Regions from separate parts of the Mus musculus genome. Here all the other regions are linked to region 1. Evidence: chromatin loops called from intact Hi-C (ENCODE). Cell type or tissue: left cerebral cortex. All regions are shown on one strand.

Evidence for each region. Peaks named below come from ENCODE experiments on the same cell type or tissue, not always from the same donor. Only the 100,000 strongest peaks of a DNase experiment are listed, where the experiment ranks them.
Region 2: it touches region 1 in a loop (14-fold over the local background); 9 of 42 quality-filtered maps call a loop at or near these places.
Region 3: a loop joins it to region 1, with 2.9 times the contacts of the local background. A loop is called at or near these places in 8 of 42 quality-filtered maps.

What each region holds. Positions count from the first base shown.
Region 1 is chr5:32,712,974-32,715,473 of GRCm38, reverse strand. No RefSeq gene overlaps it. Among named protein-coding and RNA genes, the nearest start is that of Gm52771, 19 kb to the left of the region's middle. In left cerebral cortex, a CTCF peak has its summit at 1,087; a DNase peak (open chromatin) is centred at 1,342; H3K4me3 peaks cover 1,600 bases; H3K27ac peaks cover 789 bases.
Region 2 is chr5:32,853,260-32,855,759 of GRCm38, reverse strand. It overlaps Prr14l (proline rich 14-like), which reads left to right and starts at 1,530. Exons shown (of 11, transcript NM_194340.2): 1 at 1,530-1,667. In left cerebral cortex, no CTCF peak of the experiment used is centred here; a DNase peak (open chromatin) is centred at 1,414; H3K4me3 peaks cover 1,444 bases; H3K27ac peaks cover 1,213 bases.
Region 3 is chr5:32,862,330-32,864,829 of GRCm38, reverse strand. It overlaps Depdc5 (DEP domain containing 5), which reads right to left and starts at 1,109. Exons shown (of 43, transcript NM_001170567.1): 1 at 1,009-1,109; 2 at 131-253. The coding sequence starts at 188. In left cerebral cortex, no CTCF peak of the experiment used is centred here; DNase peaks (open chromatin) are centred at 759 and 1,176; H3K4me3 peaks cover 1,655 bases; H3K27ac peaks cover 614 bases.

The DNA of each region.
Region 1 (2,500 bases):
TCATTTATCTAGTCATTTCTTTTCTTTCTTTCTTTCTTTCTTTCTTTCTTTCTTTCTTTCTTTCTTTCTTTCTTTCTTTCGTCCTTTCTCTTTCTTCCTTTCTCTTTCTTTCTTTCTCTTTCTTTCCTTTCTTTCTTTCTTTCTTCCTTTCTTTCCTTTCTTTCTTTCTTCCTTTCTTTCCTTTCTTTCCTTTCTTTCTTTCTTTCCTTTCTTCCTTTCTTTCCTTCCTTTCTCTTTCTTCCTTTCTCTTTCTTTCTTTCCTTTCTTTCTTTCTTTCTTCCTTTCTTTCTTTCTTCCTTTCTTCCTTTCTTTCCTTTCTTTCTTCCTTTCTTTCCTTTCTTTCTTTCCTTTCTTTCCTTTCTTTCTTTCTTTCCTTTCTTCCTTTCTTTCCTTTCTTTCCTTTCTTTCTTTCCTTTCTTTCTTTCCTTTCTTTCTTTCCTTTCTTTCTTTCTTTCTCTTTCTTTCTTTCTTTCCTTTCTTTCTTTCCTTTCTTTCTTTCTTTCTCTTTCTCTCTCTCTCTCTTTTTTCTTTCTTTCTTTCTTTCTTTCTTTCTTTCTTTCTTTCTTTCTTTCTTTCTTTCTTTCTTTCTTTCTTCTTTCTTTCTTTCTTTTTGCTTTTTTTCGAGACAGGGTTTCTCTGTATTGCCCTGGCTGTCCTGGAACTCACTCTGTAGACCAGGCTGGCCTCGAACTCAGAAATCCACCTGCCTCTGCCTCCCGAGCGCTGGGATTAAAGGCGTGCGCCACCACGCCCAGCCATTAGTCATTTCTTTAATTAATTTAGTCTTGGTTTTTTTTTTCGAGACTCAGCTGGTATTTTTTCCTATTTTTTTGTCTCCCCCCCCCCCCCCCAGAGCTGAGGACCGAACCCAGGGCCTTGCACTTGCTAGGCAAGCACTCTACCACTGAGCTAAATCTTCAACTCCTCCTATTTTTTATTTTTAAATTTTTAAAGGTTTAGATTTATTTATTTATTTATTTATTTATTCAGAATTATTTCTTTATTGAATTTTTTTTTTTTCTGAGACTGGGTGTCTCTGGGTTGAACCCCGAGACGGTTTCTCTCGCGCGCCACCCGGTGGCGACAAGTTGTCACTCCAACGCTCCGCTCCGGTCGGTGTCAAAGGATATGGATTTGCCTGCGGTCAACCGGCCAGCCTGAGGGAAGGGCGGGCAGTCGAGCGGCTTCGACCCGGTGACGGGGTCGCGTTTTAAAACAGTAGGTTACCGGGAGATTGTATCTGGAGCTACACAGGTGGGACCTACAACTCCCACCTTGCCTCGGTGCTTTTGTGATGTCACTTCCTGTAGCAAACAGGAAGTAACACCCGAGGCAGGAAATGACTACAACTCCCAGCATGCTTAAACACTAACTTCCTGCGCCAGACAGGAAGTTCCTCCGTTCCCAACAGGAAGTGAGTTCTTCTAGGGAAGAACTCGGAGCGTCAGCGACGACGAGGATTTCCGGTTTTGAGTTCGCTGCCCGGAAACAAACAGGGCATGCCGCATGCGTAGTTCCTCTCCTTGCCGAACCCAGTTTTCCTGGTCCTCTCCGCGTCGCCACCTCTGAGCAGCGCGACCTGATCTCCGGTTTCCCCGCAGCGACTACCGTTACCCCCGGCGACTCCAGTGACGTCACCGGGTCAGGTCCTGACCGAAGAGCCTTGGGCGACCCGTCACCACTCCTCGCCTGTTGACGTGTGCTGCAGCTGTACATGTGTACATGTGTACATGTGTGCCTGTTGTGTGATGCCAATGTACATGTGAACATGGGTCCCTCGTATGTGATGCTGCTGCACATGTAAATATGTGTGCCTGATGTGTCATGCTGTTGCACATGTTTACATGTGTGCCTGTTGTGTGATGCTGCTGTACTTGTGTACATGTGTGCCTGGTGTGTTATTAACCTGTAAATGTATGCCTAGTGTGTGTTGCCACTTTACATGTGTGCCGGGAGTGTGATTCTGCTGCACATGTGGACATGTGGGCCTGGTATGTGATGCTGCTGCACATGTGGACATGTGGGCCTGGTATGTGATGCTGCTGCACATGTGGACATGTGGGCCTGGTGTGTGATGCTGCTGTTCATGTGTCCTGGAGTTTGCCTGGTGTGTGATGCCACTTTACATGTGATCCAGGTGTTAGATGATGCTGTACATGTGTTCAGGTGTGCCTGGTATGTGTTGCTGTAGCACATGGGTACAGGTGTGGCTCTTTATGTGATGCTGCTGCACATGGGTTCATTTGTGCTGTGTGTGTGATACTCAGTGTGACACTCAGATACTCATGCAAACATCAGCTTTTATTTGTATGAGGGACTTGTGCCATGAGAATTTTTGAGAATTTTAGGAATTGTTCTGACCTCTCAAGAACATCAAATAAATAGTAAATGACTGAGATAGCAGAAGCAGCAGCTTTATTACCTCAGAAATAGTTGCATGGCCTGTGAACCACAATGGCTTGAATTTAGCTAGTTTTGATATCCACTCCACTGCCTTAGG
Region 2 (2,500 bases), 140 kb before region 1:
AAAAAAAAAAGTGTGGGGGGGGTATGTTTTAAAGAAAAAAGCCAGGTGGTAGGGCACATATTTCTTTTTTTTTTTTAAAGATTTATTTTATTATTATATGTTAGTACACTGTAGCTGTCTTCAGACACACCAGAAGAGGGAGTCAGATCCTGTCACGGATGGTTGTGAGCCACCATGTGGTTGCTGGGATTTGAACTCTGGACCTTTGGAAGAGCAGTCGGGTGCTCTTACCCACTGAGCCATCTCACCAGCCCTAGGGCACATATTTCTAATCCCAGCACTTGGGAGGCAGAGGCAGGCAGATCTCTTGAGTGTGAGACCAGCCTCATCTACAGAGCAAGTTTCAGTACAGCCAGGGCTACAAAGAGAAACTATCTTCAAAACTAAAAATAACCAAACAAAAAGTTGATAGATTTTAAGAGGCTACTTAAAAAAAAAAAAGAAAAAAAAAAGAAAAAAGATGGCGAGCCACATCTAAATAGTGAGTTCCAAGTCAGCCTGGACTACATAGGGAGAACCCTATTGCAATATTTCCTATCGAGAGAGAGAGAGAGAGAGAGAGAGAGAGAGAGAGGAGATAAAAGGATAAAAATAAAAATTTAGTAAGATGAATAATACTTTCATGTGACTTAAGAAAACGAATAAGCCAAGCATGGTCGCACATGCCTATTTTCCCTTTATCCAAAAGGTCAAGGCAGGAAGGTCAAGAGTTGAGGCTAGACTGGCACACATAGCAAGTTTCAGACTTGCCTGAGCTAAAAAGTAAGATCCTGACTCAAATCAAATCCTATGTAAACCAGGCTGTCTTCTGCCTTTTTGGGGTTAAAGGAGCGTGCAGCCAAGCCTTGGTTTCCTCTGCAGATCCTAATCAAAGAAAAGGTAATTTCAATTTTCTTTGTAGACCAGGCTGGCCTTGAACTCAAAAATCCGCCTGCCTTTGCCTCCCAAGTGCTGGGATTAAAGGAATGCCAGGTCCATTGTAATTTCTTCCAGACACTTCTTTAGGTGCTATGAATATAGAGTCCTAAAGAAAACAGACAAGGATGGAAAGAAACAGGCAACACAGATAAAATGAGGTACCTTCAATGCTAGAGAGGCAATGAAACAAAATCAAAGTGTAATCAAATACTTTCCTGGGTTATCTTTTGAATTTCAGTGTGATTAGAAGCAATAGGAGGATGGTGTGACCTAAACCTTTGATTATAGTTATTAGAAGGTCCCACAATCTGCCAGGATGGAAGCAGACAGGGCCCTAGAGTGGCATCTGTCCACCTCAGAGATATGGACCATAGCACTGGTAACAGTCTGAGACAGGAACTGGGTAGAACGATGTGTTTCTCTTTAAGAGTCAACGCGGTGGGGGCGGGGCTGAGCGTGTCTGGAGCTAGCGGAGGGTGGAGGTACCAGCCGGGAAGAGCCGCCCTCCGGATTGCGCGCGCGCCGTGCGGGGGCGGGATCGAGACCCGTCCGCATGGCTGGCTTTGGCCCCGGATGAGGAAGTGCGGTAGGTGGGGGGGGAGGGCACTGTGGAAGCGGTGGAAGCTGGAGCGCCCTCGGGCCTCGGCTCCCGAAGATCTGGTAGAGTTGGCGGCGGCGGGGACAGCAGGGACGGAGGCAGCCGACGCCAAAGTGGAGGGATGAGCACGAGCCGTGGAGGAGGCCACAGGGTAAGAGGCCTGGGCAGTCCCACGACCGCCTGGGGGTCCTCCGCCGGACGGTGCTGACTAAAGGGGGTCCGGGCCCCCAGCCTTTCAGGGAGCCGAAGGGCACCGAAGCAGTGCTGTTAGTGACAAACACCCACAGACATCCAGGAGATCAGGCTCTACGTCCCTGGGAGAAAACAGCTTCTCGGAGTCCTGGTTCCAGGGGAAGGAGGCTCCCATTCAACCTTCATCTGCAGGGGACCCCCAACTTCTCTCTCCTTGGAGAGGACGACGCCCCTTGTTGGTATACGCCTTTCCTCGGCTCTGGTCGATTTGTCAGCGAAGGGAGACCCGTTTATGGTGCCAAGGGGAATTCTTTATTCAAAAGAGCGACCCCCACTTTGGTCAGCGTCTTCCAAGTGAAGGAGGTTCTCAACTTTCCCAAAAGTGACAGAGGTATCCTATCTGCAAGAAACAGATCTCTCGATCCTTTATTTTTCACTTTCACCCCAAGATAGAGGGAGGCCCTGAATTTATGATATCGTAAGTCAGCTTTTCTCCCCTTCCCCCAGTCATGTCCACCAAGGGAGCTTTGGTTTTTGTGTTTTTATTAAGTCTCTTAGTATTGATTGAGCTGCTGCTCCTCTTTTGGAGTGTGATATTTGCAAGTTTGTATCTCCCACTTAACATCCTCATGACCTTGCCTCATCCCCTGTCAGTTGCAGCCCATCCTTAACCTGGGTACTTTTTTTTCTCTGAATTGTCATGAGGGCTCAAGGGAACTTTTGTGGAAAATGCTTGGTGCACAGTGAACGTTTGGTCAGTTGTTAGTATTGATATATTAAGAAAGAAAAGTC
Region 3 (2,500 bases), 150 kb before region 1:
CCAACCATCCCTGATCTCTGATACTGCTCCACTCTTACCTGTCCAGTCTCCCTTGTGATATGGGTAATTTTTAAGGCACATCATAACTTCAGCCAACTTACACAATCCCCAAATATCAATCAATACTGACCACTGCCCCCAAAGCCCTTCTTGTGGATGACAAGTTTGTAGACCTTTGTGGTTCTCATTTTGTCTTGTGATTTCTTCAGCTGTTCCAATCTTGGAGCAGGGAAGTCATCTTGCTTTCCTGCTACTGAAACACAAATAAAAACATCGAGGATGTCAGGCTTCCTAAATTTGCTCTTTAATTTTAGACCTTGAAGGTACTGGTGGTTGTTCGGCTGAAAGGCGTGCCAACCCTTGCATTATATCGCTCCTCCAATTACCAAGAGAGACAAACAAATAGAAGTGTGCTTTAAAAATTAAAGGGAACTTGGGCTCAGATCTCGTCCATCCTCTAAAGCTATTTTCTCTACCGCATACCTAAAAGGGAGGCTTGTGGTGAGAGGGGCACTACCTTGTTTTTGTCTGCATCAGGAACACCAAAATAGTACAGGGATATTCGAAGAGGTTAGTCCATCACATAAGTAGAGGAACGTCAAAACAAGGGATTCGCCCAAGGTCACTCGAACTGTTATGCACTCCCATGACTCGCGGTCCACTAACAATGTCCTGGGGAAAAGAGAACTGAGGAAGGCTGCGGTTTCCTTGCCGACCCCTCTACTGGTACCAACTCTCAGCGGACCGTCCTGCCTCCATTTCACCGCTGCGGTCCGGGAAGCTTGGTGAGAGAAAGACTGGTCCAAGGTCACACGGGGAACTGCAAGAAGAGTCGGGCCTCGAACCTGGCTCAGGGACCCTTCCTTCAAGCCCCTCAAGTCTCAGCCCGAGGTTGGCGCTCGACTCCCCCCCCCAACCCCCCCACTTCCAGAGCCCCTGCGCGCCTCAGGCCCGGCCCGAGGCCAGATTCCGGACAGATCTCCCCAGGACCTCCTCAGGATATCCCACCTGAGCCCCCACAGTTCGCGCAGCTTCCGCACCAGGGCTCTAGGAACCAGACAGACAGCACCACCGAAGAGCGCTCACCTGAGCCCGCGCCGCTCCCGAGGCTCCGCCCCGAGTCCCCGCCCCTCGCCAGTCCCTGCTCAGCCGGCTTGGCCGCTCTAGCCCAGCCTCCGCCTCGTCTCGGTGGCCGCGCCACTTCCTCCTCCGGGGCTGCGGGGAGGTGGGGGGGGCGGGGCGGGGGGGAGGCTGGGGGCGTGGCGTTGAGTCCGACTTCAAACCGAGTTCCCGTTGGCGTTTCCCGCCACCGTCTACAGGGCTGCCCGCTTTGCATGGAAAATTTGAAAATAGAGCCACAGCCAAGACCTTCGTTTCAGAAGAGCGAAGTGATTTCGTAATAGGAGAAACTCGAGAGAGTCGACTCTTACCTCGCGGAGCTGTTTCCATGTGTTTGACGAAGTTAATAACTAAACCTGGTCCAGAGGGCTATTGAGAAGTGCAAAAGTCTCTGCGGGTGGTGGCTCCCCCTCCTAATCCAGGTTCTGTAGAGACAAGAGTGCTGAACATTCCCTAGAGTTCTTGGGCTATGTAGCAAGAAAACGGGGGTGTGTATAATTCATGAGCGAGTTACTAACTTATTGAAAACTGTTAAATATAATTAAGAAGTACAAGTTAATGATAAGTACAAATGTAACATGTACAGAGACAAGCTTGGAAGGAGAAACCAATTTACATTACCCATTATATACTCTTTTGTTGTCAAAATTAAACCTAATGTACATAAGTCAAAACAAGTGTACAGTAAACTTAAAGTTTGTTTGATTAAAAAAAATATTCAAAACATTGAATGCCCGAGTACAATGGGTTAAATCTACAATAGGCTCGCATGGCAGAAGGCCCAGTAGTTTCCTTAGATGGGGCATAAATCATCCAACCAGAGTAAATTGCGTGGTGGCACACGCCTTTAATCCCAGCACTCAGGAGGCAGAGGCAGGCGGATTTCTGAGTTCGAGGACAGCCTGGTCTACAAAGTGAGTTCCAGAACAGCCAGGGCTACACAGAGAAACCCTATCTCAGAAAACCAAAAAAAAAAAAAAAAAAAAAAAAAACCAAAAAAACAAAAACAAAACAAAACTGTAAGTTGTGTGTTAGCCTCATTACAGAGTAAGGATTCATGGGAAGAAGAACCTGCTAGAAGGCCTGACCTGTTCCCACCTTGTAGGCCAAAACAAACAAACAAAGCCAAAAACCTCCTTATCTAAAGATGAATTATTCCTCATGTCTCAAAAAATGGAGGTGGGAAAGGTAGATTCTCTTGTCCATTGGAGGATCTCAGAGTCTGCACCACATCCTAAATGACTTAAAGAGCAGAGACAAATAGCAAGATGCTATCTATACACAGGGGAATCTGTCCTGTGAGTGCTATGAGACCCACTTGCTAGTTCAGTCAGCTACACCCTCCACCCTGTTAGCAAAAGCAACTTTCAGGAAACACACC